Regions from separate parts of the Homo sapiens genome. Here region 1 is linked to region 2. Evidence: chromatin loops called from intact Hi-C (ENCODE). Cell type or tissue: mammary epithelial cell. All regions are shown on one strand.

Evidence for each region. Peaks named below come from ENCODE experiments on the same cell type or tissue, not always from the same donor. Only the 100,000 strongest peaks of a DNase experiment are listed, where the experiment ranks them.
Region 1: a loop joins it to region 2, with 16 times the contacts of the local background. A loop is called at or near these places in 3 of 110 quality-filtered maps.

Annotation. Positions count from the first base shown.
Region 1 is chr6:129,465,460-129,473,459 of GRCh38, reverse strand. It overlaps LAMA2 (laminin subunit alpha 2), which reads right to left. Exons shown (of 65, transcript NM_000426.4): 52 at 108-246. Among named protein-coding and RNA genes, the nearest start is that of ARHGAP18, 240 kb to the left of the region's middle. In mammary epithelial cell, a CTCF peak has its summit at 3,986; no DNase peak of the experiment used is centred here.
Region 2 is chr6:129,563,214-129,571,213 of GRCh38, reverse strand. It overlaps LOC102723409 (a long non-coding RNA gene), which reads left to right and starts at 1,648. Exons shown (of 8, transcript XR_001743860.2): 1 at 1,648-8,000. In mammary epithelial cell, a CTCF peak has its summit at 3,622; no DNase peak of the experiment used is centred here.

The sequences.
Region 1 (8,000 bases), 98 kb after region 2:
CAAGGGTTATATGACATTCTTATTGTAATTAAACTTCAGAACTCTAGTGAGCATAGTGGTCATTTAATTAAAACTTAATCCTTAGCTTTACATATAAACTAAATTACCTCAAGTTTCTCAGCGTTGGCAGGCCACCAAAATATATTTTGTCATCTGCTTTCAAGTCAAGACCAAAGTTGTTTCCAGAAGACGAAGTTGCTATATTCTCCTCCTGATTAGTATCTATATCTACAATTGATATATTGGCTGTAAAGGAGAAAGAAAGTTTAACATTTTATTTGAGCAATATCAACCACATCTATATCATCATTAATACTTCAAGACAAATTTGGTTTAATTCGAGAATTAACATTGACTTTCTCAAGCACTTGCACTATATTTAGCAATTTAATAATTACAGAAATAACATCAATAAAATACATTATTAAACTATCCCCCAAAGAGCATGAAAATAATAGCTTGAACACCAGTGAAGGCAAACCAATGAAGATAAAAGAGATAACTATAACTGAACATCAAAGATCCATTTGATGTAGTTTTCTATAATCTAGATAAGTAGTTAGAAAATAAAGCAAGGTTAAAAATGCTAAATAACAAAGATATCTAATTAGGAATCAGATAATTAATTAGAAATATGCCTAATCTATGGCTCTTTCTGTAAGTTTTACTATCCACAGGAACTACTGGGATTTAGACTCATCTGCAAAGTGTCACTGTTGTAAAATATGATTGTACATGGAAGTGGAAGGGGATGTTGTACAAGGAAGTGGTGAGATCCAGGTACACTGTAAATTACATTTTAGACCAGGATGCTAAGTGTTGTGACAGAGGTACAGTCCTCATGCCTTCTTGCTTTTCTTTTGGGTCTCTCAAGGTATTTTTAATGTGATGAAGATAAGAATTCAGAAATAGATGGAAAAAAGGAAAGATGAGGCACTTCTCTGTTCAAACTGCATTGTTTAGAAAGCAGACAGGAACTCCTTATCTCATTGATCCCTCTCACTACCGCCCCCTTCTTAGGGGTCAAGCTAGGCTTTTTCTGAATTACATGCTTTTCTACCACATGTCCTTAGATCTAGCCTTTAACTACTTCATATGCATCCTTGATGCGTATTGACATCAGTCCCGTAAGATGATAGATTTGGCCTCTAAACCTTTGTCTGATGTAGGATCTGAATAAGCAAGGGTTTGAAAATGGGCATTTGAACCAGTGGGTTATAAGGGAATTTCTAAATGTTTATTCTTTAGGATGCTAGTTTCTTGGATGTTCCTGGCTCAAATAAATATGACAAATACTGGGTTATACAAAGTTAAACATGTATCTTCTTAATTTTATAGCTGCCCAGATCTTTCAGCATGCTAATATGCAATGCAATGTTCCTAGAGAAGGACATAGAGCAAAAAGTATTTCCCAAATTTATTTGACCACGAAATACTATTATTTTCACTCAACTCATCATCTTTCAGAATCAGTGTTCTTTGGAAAACAGAGAGAAACATCAAATTCCAAAATTCCCTTGAAGTTTATAGCCCTATCATTTCAAAAAGATGTGTCTTCAATAAAATCAAACACAATTGCCTTATTAAAAAAGGACTAAAATACACATACCAATGGACACCTCAAACCAGACTTTTGTAAAAACAAACAAGAAAAATACCTAAAAGAATAATTGTCCTATTAAATATAGCTAGCAAGTTAAGATTTTAAAATTGAATTACTTTCACACACCTATTTTATTATTTTTATATACATAATTAGTTTCATACACATATATCTCCTTGACTGGACTGGGGGCTAAAAGAAAATAGATTTATAAAACTGTTTTCAAGACTTTTTCATATACATTCCTTTTTATCTAGATCGGCAAAGGTATTTTCATATGGGGCTGTTGACTGGAAGATGAAAATAGTCTCTTTCTACAGACTTGGTGGGTATTTTAATGGTGTCTGAAAATGAGATTCTGCCTCTCTATCACAGGCAAGCCAGTGACTGGAGGTGGTTTTCCTCCTTATCCATGAATGAATATATGCATTTTTAGAAATCATTCTAAGAAAACATGATTAAAGAGCAGCAACACAATTGAATTGAAATTCACTGGCCCAAAAGGTAACTGGCAGAGAGACAGGATGGCATATTTTTACTGACTTAAAGGGAGTGCTTTACTCTATCCTTCATGAGTGATAGCGATGAAGTGGGTTCTACCAGGAAATGCTAGTAAATGCTAATGCTTGCTTTTATTTCTTACCCTATTTCTTTTCTTTACAAAATAGAAAAGTAGGCTATTGACACAAAATTTCACAGTTGATGAGTTCAGATGTGATTTATAAGTAGGTAGGGAAATAAGGATTTTATTAAATAATAGACACAGAGTAGGGACTTAAGAAATATTTTATAATCAATGCTGAGTTGTTATAAGCTAAGTGTTTTTACTTTGGCTATTATTCTTTTGTTCTCTTTCTTGATCCACTGAAAATCTAATTGAGTGTTCTCAACTTTGCATCCTACTTGATGCATTTAGGGGATAGGGCACACTTCTGTCAGGGACTGTGGTTCTGTAACTGACTCAAGAAAGATGGGGAACACTCCTGAAGGACTGTACTTGAATTTCAAGAGACAGTGCTCTTGCCAACTAGTTGAGAATAATTCATATAAAACAAATAATCTGGTCACTGAAAAGGAGCAATCATCCACATTGCTGGAGCCTTATTTCAATTCCTCTCCCACTACTCTGTCATCTCTGGTCTTGCTAAAGTCCTCAGGGACCTGCCTATACCCAAACTCAGTGGAGTTCTTTTAAACTTTATCTGAATTCATGTTTGTGCAATATTTAATGCTGTTAGCATTTCCTTCCCTATAGGAAATTTCTTCTGGCTTCCATAATGTCAAGCTCTCTGGCTTCTTTTACCTTTCATTCTCAATCTCCTACCCTGGGGTCTATTTTTGAACACTTCTAAAATGTTGATGTTTTATAATATCCCTTCCTTTGCCCACATCTCAGGTTTTAGCCATCTGGGCAAACTCAAGTTTATATCTACTTACAATGTATTGATGACTTAAATGTATGTATGCTTGGACCTGATTTTTGCCTAAAAGTCCACATTCAACAGGTGAGACACCATCATCTATATTTTCCTTGCGTACTTTAAGCTAAACATTCCAAATCAAAATAATTATCATCTAACTCCCAAATCTGTATTACTTAACTTACTTTTTTTTGTTGGTCTTATGACCCCCCCACCCAATCTACTAAACTAGAGAGTCATCCTGACTTTCTCCTCACCACATCTAATCAATCAACAGCTTCACTAATTTCTTCTCCTAAATACCTCTAATATCTGTCCTATTTTTAAAACAGTTTTACTGAGGAATAATTAACATGCTATAATTTAAACCATGTTTGTAACATGTAATTGTATACACCTGCAGAACCACCACCACACTCAATGAACACATCCATCACCCCAGAAGTTTCTTTATGCTCATTTGTAATCCCTCCTTTTTGCCTTTTCGTACATATACCATTCACAAGTAGCATCCGTCTGCTTTCTGTGACTATAGATTAGTTTACATTTTCTATGTAATTTTATACAAATGTATTTTTTTGTGTCTGCCTAAATTTGCCTTTTTTGTCTGCCTATTTGGATATTCATCCATTTTGTATCTATATTAATACTTTATTTTTTATTGCTGAGTATTTTATTGCTAGTATTCCATTGTATGAGTATACCACAATTTATGTATATCTATTTACCTGTCGATGGATATGTGATTTGTTTTCAGTTTTTGAGTAACACAGATAAAAGTAATGTGAGCATTTTGGTACAAGTCTTTCTATAAAAAATATGCTTTCTTGTGTCCTGGGTGAATAATTAGGAGTGAAATGATTGGTTTGTATGGTAGATGTATATTTAGTCTTTTAAGAAATGGCCAACCTCTTCCAATGTTATGCCACTTTATATCCTCAGCAGCAGTGTATGAGTTCCAGTGTCTCCACCTTCTGCCAGTACTGAGTATGGTCAGTCTTTTTAATTTTAGTCATTCTAATAGCTGTGTAATGGTATCACATGGTGGATTTATTCTGCATTTCTTTGATGTCAATTCCCACTGCATCTCTTACTTCAAGCATAATTTACCTCCTGCCTAGACTATTATTGAATCCAATTGTTCGCTTTGTCTTCAGTTTGGTCTTCTGACAATATGTCTTCCACACTGACACCTCGAGTAATATACTTAAATTGAAATTACCCTGTCACATCTCTACTTAAAATCAAGTTCATCAAGATGAAATGCAAACTCCTCAACACAGTTTAAACAGCTTCCTGTGATCTGGCCCTTGCCAACATGCCCAGCGTTATCTTCTATCACTCTTTTGAAATTTAAACTCCAATAATTCAAACTGATTACAACAGCTGCCCAAATAATTCATGTTTTTATACATGTTTATCTTTTCATATGATGCTTTTTGGCCTGGATCGCCTGCAACTGCTTCCACCCCTCCTACCCCCTCAACTAAAAAAGGACTTAGGGCTCAGTTAGTGCCTTATTTCTCTCCCTCCATATGTCTCCCTTGGTGTTTACTGTATCCTAAACAGATACAGTAATTTGCTACTTGTGCAGCAGGTAAGTTACTCAAGGGTAGGAACCGTATGCATCTTCACTGATGCAGCACAGCATCTGATGCATAGTTGGTATTTAATAAATGTGTCCTGTAAGAGCTAATCTTATCAAAGCAGGTAGTAAGGTTATTTTGCCAAGCCTTTCTTCTTTTCCTTTTAAATTTAGATTTTACTGCTTTAAGTGTGATCTTTGGATATTGCTACTGCAAGTCAATGACCATATGCTTGTCATCTATTGAGATTGCATTTTTCAACTTTATGTAAGAAGTTTGCATTTTTCTTTTGTGAATTATTTGTTTATAACATTTGCTTTTTCCATTGCAGCTTCGATGCTTTTCTTTTTATAAGGAAAAATTAATACATATTAACTGACCTGCTATAGTAATAAAATACTTTAAAAGTATTAGAGAAAATATATTGGATATATGAGAAGACATGTGGAAAAACAGAACAGCTATAGTTTTATTATAATAAAAAATTTCACCTGTTTAACTTGAGAAATTTGTGGTGAGACACCAGAGATAATAGAGAATGGGTAACAACCATGGGCAGAAGGTAGAAGTTCCCAGTCTAATTTAAGAATCAAAATTCTGAACAACTAAACCTCATAGGGCTTAATTTCTTTTTAACGGTGATACCATAGAGATACAATAGAGAAGTAAGGAGAATGATTCATGTCATTAATACCCAAAATAAAAGTGAGAATGACTGCTTGGTGCATTTGACAGGAGTATTCAGAAAGGCAAAAAGCAATGTGAGTCTAGAGTCAATTTGAAAGCCAAGGAGAAGACTTATAAATGAGAAGGTATCAGCCAACTGTGTCAAAGGGATTGAACTAGAAACCAGAAATGTCACAGAAGATACTGAGTAGGCTGGGATAAAGGAAAATTCTTTCTGATTTCTGGACCACAGAGTAGTAACAGTAACAGTTAGTAGCTCTAGTAAAATCTGGAAAAATTAGACCTATTGGGGGAAGAACTTTCTGAATTGATGGAATGCTGTAGTTACAGTAAACCTAAAACATATTTTTAACTACTTTCACATTTATATGATTCTGTAACTTGACCTTTGACTAATATTGATTCAGAGCACAGATCTTTTGTTTATTTGTTTTAATGGATAGAATAAAAGTTGAGATAGCAGACTGATTATGGAAATTAGCGTTTCCAAGATGACCATTTATAAAAATTGTTCTCCTAAGTTGTTGAATCATTTTATCCCTGTTTGTTATACCGTACATCTACCAAGCATATTACTATCTTTAGAGTTTATAGCATTAGCCAATTCAGCTTAGTGTTCCGAATGTCTTTATTTTTATTTTTATTATTTCACAATTTTAGATCCAGGTGGTGCATATGAAGGTTTGTTTCATGGATATATTGCATAAGAGTGAAGTTTGGGCTTCTAGTGGACCCATCACCCACACAGTGAACACTGTACCCAACAGGCGATTTTTAAATCTTCACCCCTTCTCCTCCCTCCCCCCTTTTGGAGTCCCCAGTGTCTATTGTTTCCATCTTCACGTCTTCGTGTATCCATTGTTTAGCTTCTCGCCTTGTAAGTGAGAACATATGGTATTGGATTTTCTGTTTCTGGGTTATGTCACTTAGGATAATGACCTCCAGGTCCATTCCTGTTGCTGCAAAAGACATGATTTCCTTCTTTTTTTATGGCTGCATAGTATTCTGTGGTGTATATATACCACATTTTCTTTTCTCAGTCATCTGTTGATGGACATTTAGGTTGTCTTTTTTTCTTTTATAATGCATATCCATCTTCTCCTTCTTTCTTCAAATCTGTTATTCTACTACTATAGAAGAGAAGTTGGTGGGGAGACACTAGGCTCACCAGACTCCGTAGCATCCTAAATTGTTACATATCTCCAAACTGCTGCTAAAGAAACTTTACTAAAGCACAAGTCTTATGATATCACACCCTTTCTTAAAACTCTTAGAGTTCTCGGTATCCCTATGGCTTTCAGGATAAAGCTGAAACTCACTCACTTAGCTCATATGTCCCCTTATGCACTGGTTCTGTTATCTCTTGGCCCCTACTGATAATTTCCTGCCAACATTCATTCGTGTAGGCTATGGATTCACTTGTAGTTACTAAAGCATTCCCCAAAGTGTGTTCAGCAGAATGCTAGTATTACAGGAATGGAAGGATTTCTCTGATTAAAGAAATTTGGGAAATGCTGGGTTAAACAGCTAAACATTCTTCTTACTGAACAACTAACTACACAGAGCTTCTGACATGCAAATGTGCATTGTGCCTCTCTTACACAGGAACAATGTATGCAGCAGCACTCCAAAATAAAGAATTGCAAAGCCAGTTTTTGTCCCATATGAGAGGTTTCTCTAGAGTTTCCTGTTGGAAATGCAGCTGGAAAAGGATGTGTTATTCTCTCTGATGACTCCAGGCTTTCACACAACTTTCACTACTCTGAAATGTCCATACATGCTTTTCATCCAGCTAACTCCTCATCCAGCTTGTGCCTCAGGGTCACTCCAGTGGAAACTGACCTCTCTGTTTGACTCAAGTGTCTCTCTTCTGAGATTGCTCGCTGGCTACATACATCTCTATCACAGCAATTAGCTCTCTATCCTCTAACCATTGATACTTGTCTATCTCCCCAGTTCGATGCAAGTTCCTTGAAGGCAAGAACTTAGAACTTCATTTAGTTCTTACATGGTACTTAGAAGGTGCCTGGCAGATATGTATTAAATGCAGAAATGAAAGACGGTACAAATTTAAATTTAAACGTAAATTTTCATGAAATGTCACACTGGCATTGGCAACATTAATTGAGTCTATTTATATTAGCAGAAGTAACAAAGTCTCATTTGCAGATATTGGTAATGCCATACTACACAGAATTAGAGCAATTATATACTTAAAAAGCAATAGCACTACACTCAGAATTAATAGACTTGGATTTCTGTCTTGGTTGTGAGATCTTTTATATATATGTCTGTGACCACATAAAAGTTTGAGTGTATATTTTACTTTCTCTAACACTGGAACAAAATACCTGCTTATGTGATCAGATAAAACAATGTTTGTGAAAGTGTTTTAAAATGTCCCCGAATCATAAACATGTCATGTTACTATTGATCAATTATTTACTTGCAGGCATACAAATGTTTGGCAATTTAAATGAGCAAAGAACTGATAACTATGCCCTACCACTCCTATAGATTCCACTGTGGGCCACTTTAAAGGAAACATCTTGACAAAATAGGGAGAAAAGAAAAGCACCCAACATTTTTCAAACATATTACAGGATATAATTTTGCAAGTTGTAAGACAGTTTTATGCTTTCAAATTAAGCTCTCAGTTTCAAAAGAAAATGATAGAGAAGCATTTGGCTCTTCAATCAGTCA
Region 2 (8,000 bases):
CCTGAATACAGCACACTGATGGGTTTTGACTCTTTATCCAATTTGCCAGTCTGTGTCTTTTAATTGGGGAATTTAGCCCATTTACATTTAAGGTTAATATTGTTATGTATGAATTTGATCCTGCCATTATGATGATAGCTGATTATTCTGCCCATTCATTGATGCAGTTTCTTCATAGTGTCAATGGTCATTAAAATTTGGTATGTTTTGCAGTGGCTGGTACCAGTTTTTCCTTTCCATATTCAGGAGCTCTTGTAAGGCAGGCCTGGTGGTGACAAACTCTCTCAGCATTTATTCGTCTGTAAAGGGTTTTATTTCTCCTTCGCTTATGAAGCTTAGTTTGGCTGGATATGAAATTCTGGGTTGAAAATTCTTTCCTTTAATAATGTTGAATATTGGCACCCACTCTCTTCTGGCTTGTATGTTTTCTGCAGAGAGATCTGCTGTTAGTCTGATGGGCTTCCCTTTGAGGGTAACCCGACCTTTCTCTCTGGCTGCCCTTAAGATTTTTCCTTCATTTCAACCCTGGTGAGTCTGACAATTATGTGTTCTGGGTTGCTCTTCTTGAGGAGTATCTTCATGGCGTTCTCTGTATTTTCTGAATTTGAATGTTGGCCTGCCTTGCTAGGCTGGGGAAGTTCTGCTGGATAATATCTTGAACTGTGTTTTCCAACTTGGTTCCATTCTCCCTGTCCCTTTCAGGTATACCAGTCAAATGTAGGTTTTCTTTTTGGTCTTTTCACATAGTCCCATATTTCTTAGAGGCTTTGTTTGTTCCTTTTCATCCTTTTTTTCTCTAATCTTGTCTTCACTCTTTATTTCATTAAGTTGATCTTCAATCTCTGATATCCTTTCTTCCACTTGATCGATTCTGCTATTGATACTTGTGTATGCTTCATGAAGTTCTTGTGCTGTGTTTTTCAGCTCCGTCAGGTCATTTATGTTCTTCTTTAAGTTCGTTATTCTAGTTAGCAATTCCTCTAACTTTTTTTCAAGGTTCTCGCTTCCTTGCGTGGGGTTAAGACATGCTCCTTTAGATTGGAGGAGTTTGTGATTACCCACCTTCTGAAGCCTACTTCTGTCAATTCATCAAACTCATTCTCCATCCAGTTTTGTTCCCTTGTTTGTGAGGAGTTGTGATCCTTTGGAGGAAAAGAGGTGTTCTGGTTTTTGGAATTTTCAGCCCTTTTGTGCTGTTTTTTTCTCATCCTTGTGGATTTATCTACCTTTTGTCTTTGATGTTGGTGGCCTTCGGATGGGGTTTTTGTGTGAACGTCCTTTTTGTTGATGTTGATGAAGCTGTTCCTTTCTGTTTGTTAGTTTTCCTTCCAGCAGTCAGGCCCCTCTGCTGCAGGTCTGCTGCTGTTTTCTGGAGGTCCATTCCAGACCCTGTTTGCCTGGGTGTCACCAGAAGAGGCTACAGAACAGCAGAGATTGCTGCCTGTTCCTTCTTCTGGAAGCTTCATCCCAGAGGGGCACCCACCAGATGCCAGCCAGAGCTCTCTTGTATGAGGTGTCTGTCAACCCCTGCTGGGAGGTGTCTCCCAGTCAAGAGGCACAGGAGTCAGGGACCCACTTGAGGAGGCAGTCTGTCCCTTAGCAGAGCTAGAGTGCTGTGCTGGGAGATCCACTGCTCTCTCCAGAGCTGGCAGGCAGGAATGTTTAAGTCTGCTGAAGCTGCGCCCACAGCTGCCCCTTCCCCCAGGTGCTCTGTCCCATGGGGGTGGGAGTTTTATAGGGCTACTGCCTTTCTGTCAGAGATGCCCAGCCCAGAGAGGAGGAATCTAGAGAGGTAGGCTGGCTACGGTGGCTTTGCCGAGCTGTGGTGGGCTTCACCCAGTTAGAACTTCCCAGCAGCTTTGTATACACTGTAAGGGGAAAACAGCCTACTCAAGCCTCAGAAATGGCAGACTCCCCTCCTCCCACCAAGCTCGAGCCTCCCAGGTCGACTTCAGACTGCTGTTCTGGCAGCAAGAATTTCAAGCCACTGAATCTTAGCTTGCTGGGCTTTGTGGGGGTGAAATCCACTGAGCTAGAACACTTGGCTCCCTGGCTTCAGCCCCCTTTCCAGGTGAATGAACGGTTCTGTCTTACTGGCGTTCCAGGCATCACTGGGGTACGGAAAAAAAAAAAACTGCAGCTAGCTCGGTGTCTGCCCAAATAGCCGCCCGGTTTTGTGCTTGAAACCCAGGTCCCTGGTGGTGTAGGCACCTGAGGGAATCTCCTGGTCTGTGGGTTGTGGAGACCCTGGGAAAAGCATAGTATCTGGGCCGGAATGCACTGTTCCTCACGGCACAGTCCCTCACAGCTTACCTTGGCTAGGGGAGGGAGTTCCCTGACCCCTTACACTTCCTGGGTGAGGCAACGCCTCACCCTGCTTCAGCTCAGCCTCCATGGGCTGTACCACTGTCTAACCAGTCCCAATGAGATGAGTAGGGTACCTCAGTTGAAAATGCAGAAATCACCTGCCTTCTATGCCGATCTTGCTGGGAGCTGCAGACAGGAGCTGTTCCTATTTGGCCACCTTGCCAGCCACTGTGAACTGTGACTTTTTAGTGTATATGTGTTCATTCAACAAATATTTATTGGGCACCTACATATATGCCAGACATGTTCTACCCTTGAGATGCATCAGTGAACAAAGTAACAAAAAGCCCTTACATTCTAGTGGAGGGAGACTGATAATGAAATATTAATGAGCAAATAAAATTCTATAGCATATTGAAAGGTGGTAAGTACAATGGAGACAAAAAAGATGAGCAGAGCAAATAGGACAAGATGTGGAGGGATAGGGTCATTGCAGCATTCCACAAGAAGTCTCGTTGAATAATTAACAACTAAGCAAAGACTGGAAGCAAGTCTTCAAGGAACTTGCCATGTAGATACCTGGAAGAATATTCTATGCAAAGAAAACAACTAGAACAAAGGTGCAAAGCAGATATGTGCCTGTTACCAAAGGTTGTGTGGCTGGAGTGGACTCAGGGCCGGTGATAGTAACAGGGCAGGGCAGAGAAGTAACACAATCATGGGGAGTGAGATCATGGAGGGCTTTGTGTTAGGGCGATTATTGTTCAAATCAGGACATTTCTGAGAGTGAAACAGGGCACTGTTGGTGAGGGCAGTAACTGTGGAGTGATAAGTACCCAGATTCTAGATATATTTTTGAAGGTAGAGCCTGTAGGATTTTTTCTGATACGAGAGGATTTTTAATCAAGGATAACCATAAGACTTTTGACTTGAGCCATTGCAAGGATGGATTTTCCAACAAGAGAAATAGGGAAGTGGAGGTAAATCAGGTACTGTTAGCAGGGATTCAGGAGTTCAGTCATGGATGTATGGGATTTGAAGTGCCTGTTAGATATCCAAGTGGCAATATTTTGTAGGCAGTTACATGAGCAGGCATTAAGGAGAGAAGTCTGGGCTGGATTCATCAGCATGCATATGGACTTTTAAACCATGACCTTGCATGAGATCACCAAGGGAGTGAGTCTGGGTATAATAAATAAAGTTACCGAGAACTCGGTCCTGGAGCTACCCAACATTAGTGGTTAGAAAAGAAAGAACTAGCAAAGACGTTGAAAATAAGTAACCTTATAGATAACTGAGAGACAGTGGTGTCCCAGAAGCCAACTGCAGGGGGCGTGATTGTAGTATCAGATACTACTTATAGTTCAAATGAGTTAAAGGGCAGAAGTTAACCACTGGCTTTACCTATGTGGAGGTCTTAGTAGACCTTAGTAGACTTACCAGTTTTGGTAAAGTGATAAGGATGCTTATAGCGGGGTTAAGAGAATGAGAATTGGGGACTGTGAGTATGGACAGCACTTATAAGGAGCTCTCCTACACACAAGGGAGCAAATAAGGCACTAGCAGAAGAAAGAGTTGGAAGTGCTTTACATAGGGCCTTTGATGCTGGGCAAAAGAGTTTTTTTAATTTTAAGCATTTTTTTTTTCAAATTTAAGTAATATTTTGAGAAGAGATGATATGGATACTGGAGCCAGACTACCTGGATTAACGAATGTGATCTTGGACAAGTTACTTACCTGGGCCTCATTTTATACTTTGGATAAAGATAATAATAGGAATATTCTTAGCAGCTTACTAGAATTAAACAACCATACAAAGGGCTCAGCAGCATACTTGCCTGATGGGATTTGATAAATGTATTTTTATTACTTGTTATTATGCTCAATATTATCAGAGCTGTACCTTAATAATTTTAAAACATATTATTCTAGGCCCGGCGCAGTGGCTCACGCCTTTAATCCCAGCACTTTGGGAGGCCAACGTGGGCGGATCACAAGGTCAGGAGATCAAGACCATCCTGGCCAACATGGTGAAACCCCGTCTCTACTAAAAATACAAAAAGTAGCTGAGCGTGGTGGTGTGTGCCTGTAATCCCAGCCACTCAGGGGGCTGAGGCAGGAGAATTGCTTGAACCAGGGAGTTGGAGGTTGCAGTGAGCTGAGATGGCACCAGTGCAGTCTAGCCTGGCAACAGAGTGAGACTCCGTCTAAAAAAATATATATATATATATATATATACATATATATATAAAATTCTGCCATATTCTATTTTTCTCATCAATACAGAGAAAAGATGTAACAGACCTATCAGTAATAGATCCTAATAAACAGATGAGAGAATGGTGGAAGAGTGGGCAGCACCTATATTTAGAAATAACCAGCCCTCCCTTGAAGGGTAATTCTGATAGCATCCCCCATGAACATTCCTTTCCCCAAGTTAGGAGTCATTTACTGGATATTTATGGAATGTCCCTCTTGATCTCATTTGGAGTTCTGGTTCCAGTGCCACACTATCTCACCTGGAAATCAGTGCTAGTAACTCTTCCTTGGAGTATCGGTGCCACTGTAGGGCATAGAAATAATTTTGTGAGAACATCTTTTTTCTACTTCTGTGAGCTCAGCTCAACTTTGAATATTATTTGTTTCATTTAAGTTAAATAAACTGGCATAAAGACAGAGTTCTCTCCCTGCATTTCAGACCAGAAGGTCTAGGAAGTAAAACTCTTATCCAGTTCATTTTCTGTCTTGATACATTGTTCACTCTTGGGACAATCCTGGGCTCTTTCAGTTGGCGTTAGCTGCTCCTGCTGGCAGAAGTTCCAATTCCTTGCCCTGGTGTTTCTGGGTCTGTGATCTCTCAAATGTTGTATTTAATACATATTAAGTGGCAATAATAATTTCCCTCCCATTTCACTTGGCCTCATATCTTGGAATCTGGACTTGGCATCCAGCTTCTCTTTTTCACTTGTGTCCTAAAGTTGTGTATGCAGTCGGTTGGCTCTGGTAGAAAGGATTCCAGATGAAACATTAGAACCCCCTCCTTCCATACAAGCATTTCTTCAAGTCCTTAAGGTTTCTTGGAAGAGTTTCATGAGTTATTTTCACATGTAGCTGCATACTGTATAGAGAAATAGATTGGTTGCAAGAAAAACTGCTTCTATGGTACTTCCAACTTAGTCAAGAAACACTGGCTTTGTCACAAGCAAGCTTTTTATCTTGAGATTGCAAGTCTTGATTTCTCAACTGAAGGAGCTCAGATAAGCTACAGAGAAAGCAGCTCCACTCTGTGCTATCTTTACTCCTCTTTTGATGTTCTCCTCTCGCTGCACCTGGGTAGCTCAGCGCTGCCTCTTGTTGCATCTCCTGTAACCTTTACAAAATAACAGCTTTCGTGTAATCTCTGCTGCAAGTCACCTTCCCCTCCAGCAAGGGCCAAAGTGAACAAGGAATTTCCCCTGGAGGGAAGTTCGTAAGGAGAGTCACAGACAGTGGCCCAATTCTGAGCAGTCAATCAGTTACATTTTTCTTTCACCTGAGTGTAGCTTTGTTACAATCACAAAAAGGGAGTGATTTAATCATTACTTGTGCCTTCACAACTCTCATTTCAATGGGGAAAATCTTGGGGTGTCTTAGCTTTGGTTGCTTGTATCACCCAGTTTGTATTGTTGACTAAACAAATACTAGATGTTTAAAGAATTAAAATTTATTTAGAGTCTTATTGAGGATTATATTTTGGAAAAATTGTCTAGAGATACGTTTTGTTAGACTTTTTTAATGCAGCTTAAATTATAGTTTTTATGTAGGGAGTGAAGATCCAGCATGTATAAAATTATATTAAAATTTGGGCCTAAGAGTATATTTGGTTATAGTTTGCGGGGGCATAATTGTTGATTTTGGCAGGCATGATTTTATGTGTAAGAACAGGTAAGGACCAAGTTCATTTATTTTTTAAGGAATGTAATGTCTTAGGCAAGAGATGTGGGGAGCTGTGTGCCCTATCTTGTTTATGTCTTTAAGGCATTATTTTGGAGATCCATACTTAGTAACAGAATCAGGGAGACTAAAATTATGTTGGCAAGTAAACATGACTTCTTATATTTGTTACTTTTTTGTCAAATATTTGGAAAAAACAAAAGGAGTTTTACTGAGAACATGAAGAATTAAATAAGAGATTGTGCATCTCCACTTGTCGAAGAATCCTGAAACATGTTCTAGGACGTGCTTCATTCATCCTCATGCTAATTATGATATTAAGAAGAGGGAAGGAGCCGGGCATGGTGGCTCATGCCTGTAATCTCAGCACTTTGGAAGGCTGAGGTGGGTAGATCGCTGGAGGTCAGGAGTTCAAGACCAACCTGGCCAATATGGTGAAACCCCATCTCTACTAAAAATACAAAAATTAGCTGGGCATAGTGGTGTGCACCTGTAATCCCAGCTACTTGGGAGGCTGAGGCAGGAGAATTGCTTGAACCTGGGAGGCGGAAGTTGCAGTGAGCCGAGACTGCACCATTGCACTCCAGTCTGGGCGACAAGAGTGAAACTTAGTCTCAAAAAAAATTAAAAATACAAAAAAAAAAGGAATTAAGATTCTTTATTCTTAAGAAACTGTTAGGTGTAACTAGATAATACATCAAAGTATACCGAGTTCATTAGACAATGTTATTTTGATAAGGAATACTCTAAATTTTCTGAAAGAAAAATGGCTATCCATTTGTTTTTCTTAGCATTTTAGTGCCTGCTATGTGCTATACCACAAGTTAGGTTGCGATGATGTAAAAATCAATTGTATGTGCATTTCCACAAGGAGATTGGATTTAGATTTGTGAATAGGATTAATGGGGAATGTATCCCTAGCAAATGGGCTTTGATTTGAGGGAAGCAGAATATGGGTACAACTGATTGTATGGGTAAAATGTAATGGGAAGATAGAGAAAGGACACTGTTAGTTGGGTAATTGTTAATGGAGATAGTGGTACTTAAGCTGGAAGTGCAGTTAGAATATTGAAGACTAGATCAGGTCAGAAATGATGAGGCTCAGAATTAGGGTTGTGGCAGTGAAAAGTGAGAACGGGGCAGACAGATGTTGCAGAATGAGGTCAAAAGGATTTGATGATTCCATTGGATGGAGAGAAGTGAGGGAGCGGAGTTTAAAGACGTTTAGAAGATGATGGTGCTTTTCACTGACTCCCAGAACTGGGAGAAGTACTGATTTGAAATGAAGGGATTGGGGCAAGAGAGGGGTAAGTATTATGGGTGTGAAAGGAGAGAAGATGAGGATATGTTGAGCTTACAGTGTTGAAGAAGCTGAACAGTTAGAACTGAGACATCTTTTAGGTAAGATTTCTTTGAAAATGTATATTTAGAAAATACTTTGCAGGGTGGTGATATTTAAAGCCATAGAAGCAAAACAAATGGTCCATTGAGAGCGAAGGGCCAAGAGAGGGCTAAGAACAACTTTGAGGAATGCCTTTCTCCACTTACAGGATGCATAAAGGGAGAGATACCTTAGAAGGAACAGTTCAAACCATAGTAGTAGTGTCAGAAGAGTAAAAATCACAGATGTCAGGGTTGACAGCAGGTTTAACAAAAAGGAAATGATCAACTATGTCAAATAATTGAGAGAAGTGAACCAGATGAAAGTTAAGTAGAAACCACTGGAGCTGAAGTCTATAAGTTCAGGGCTGACCTAGAGA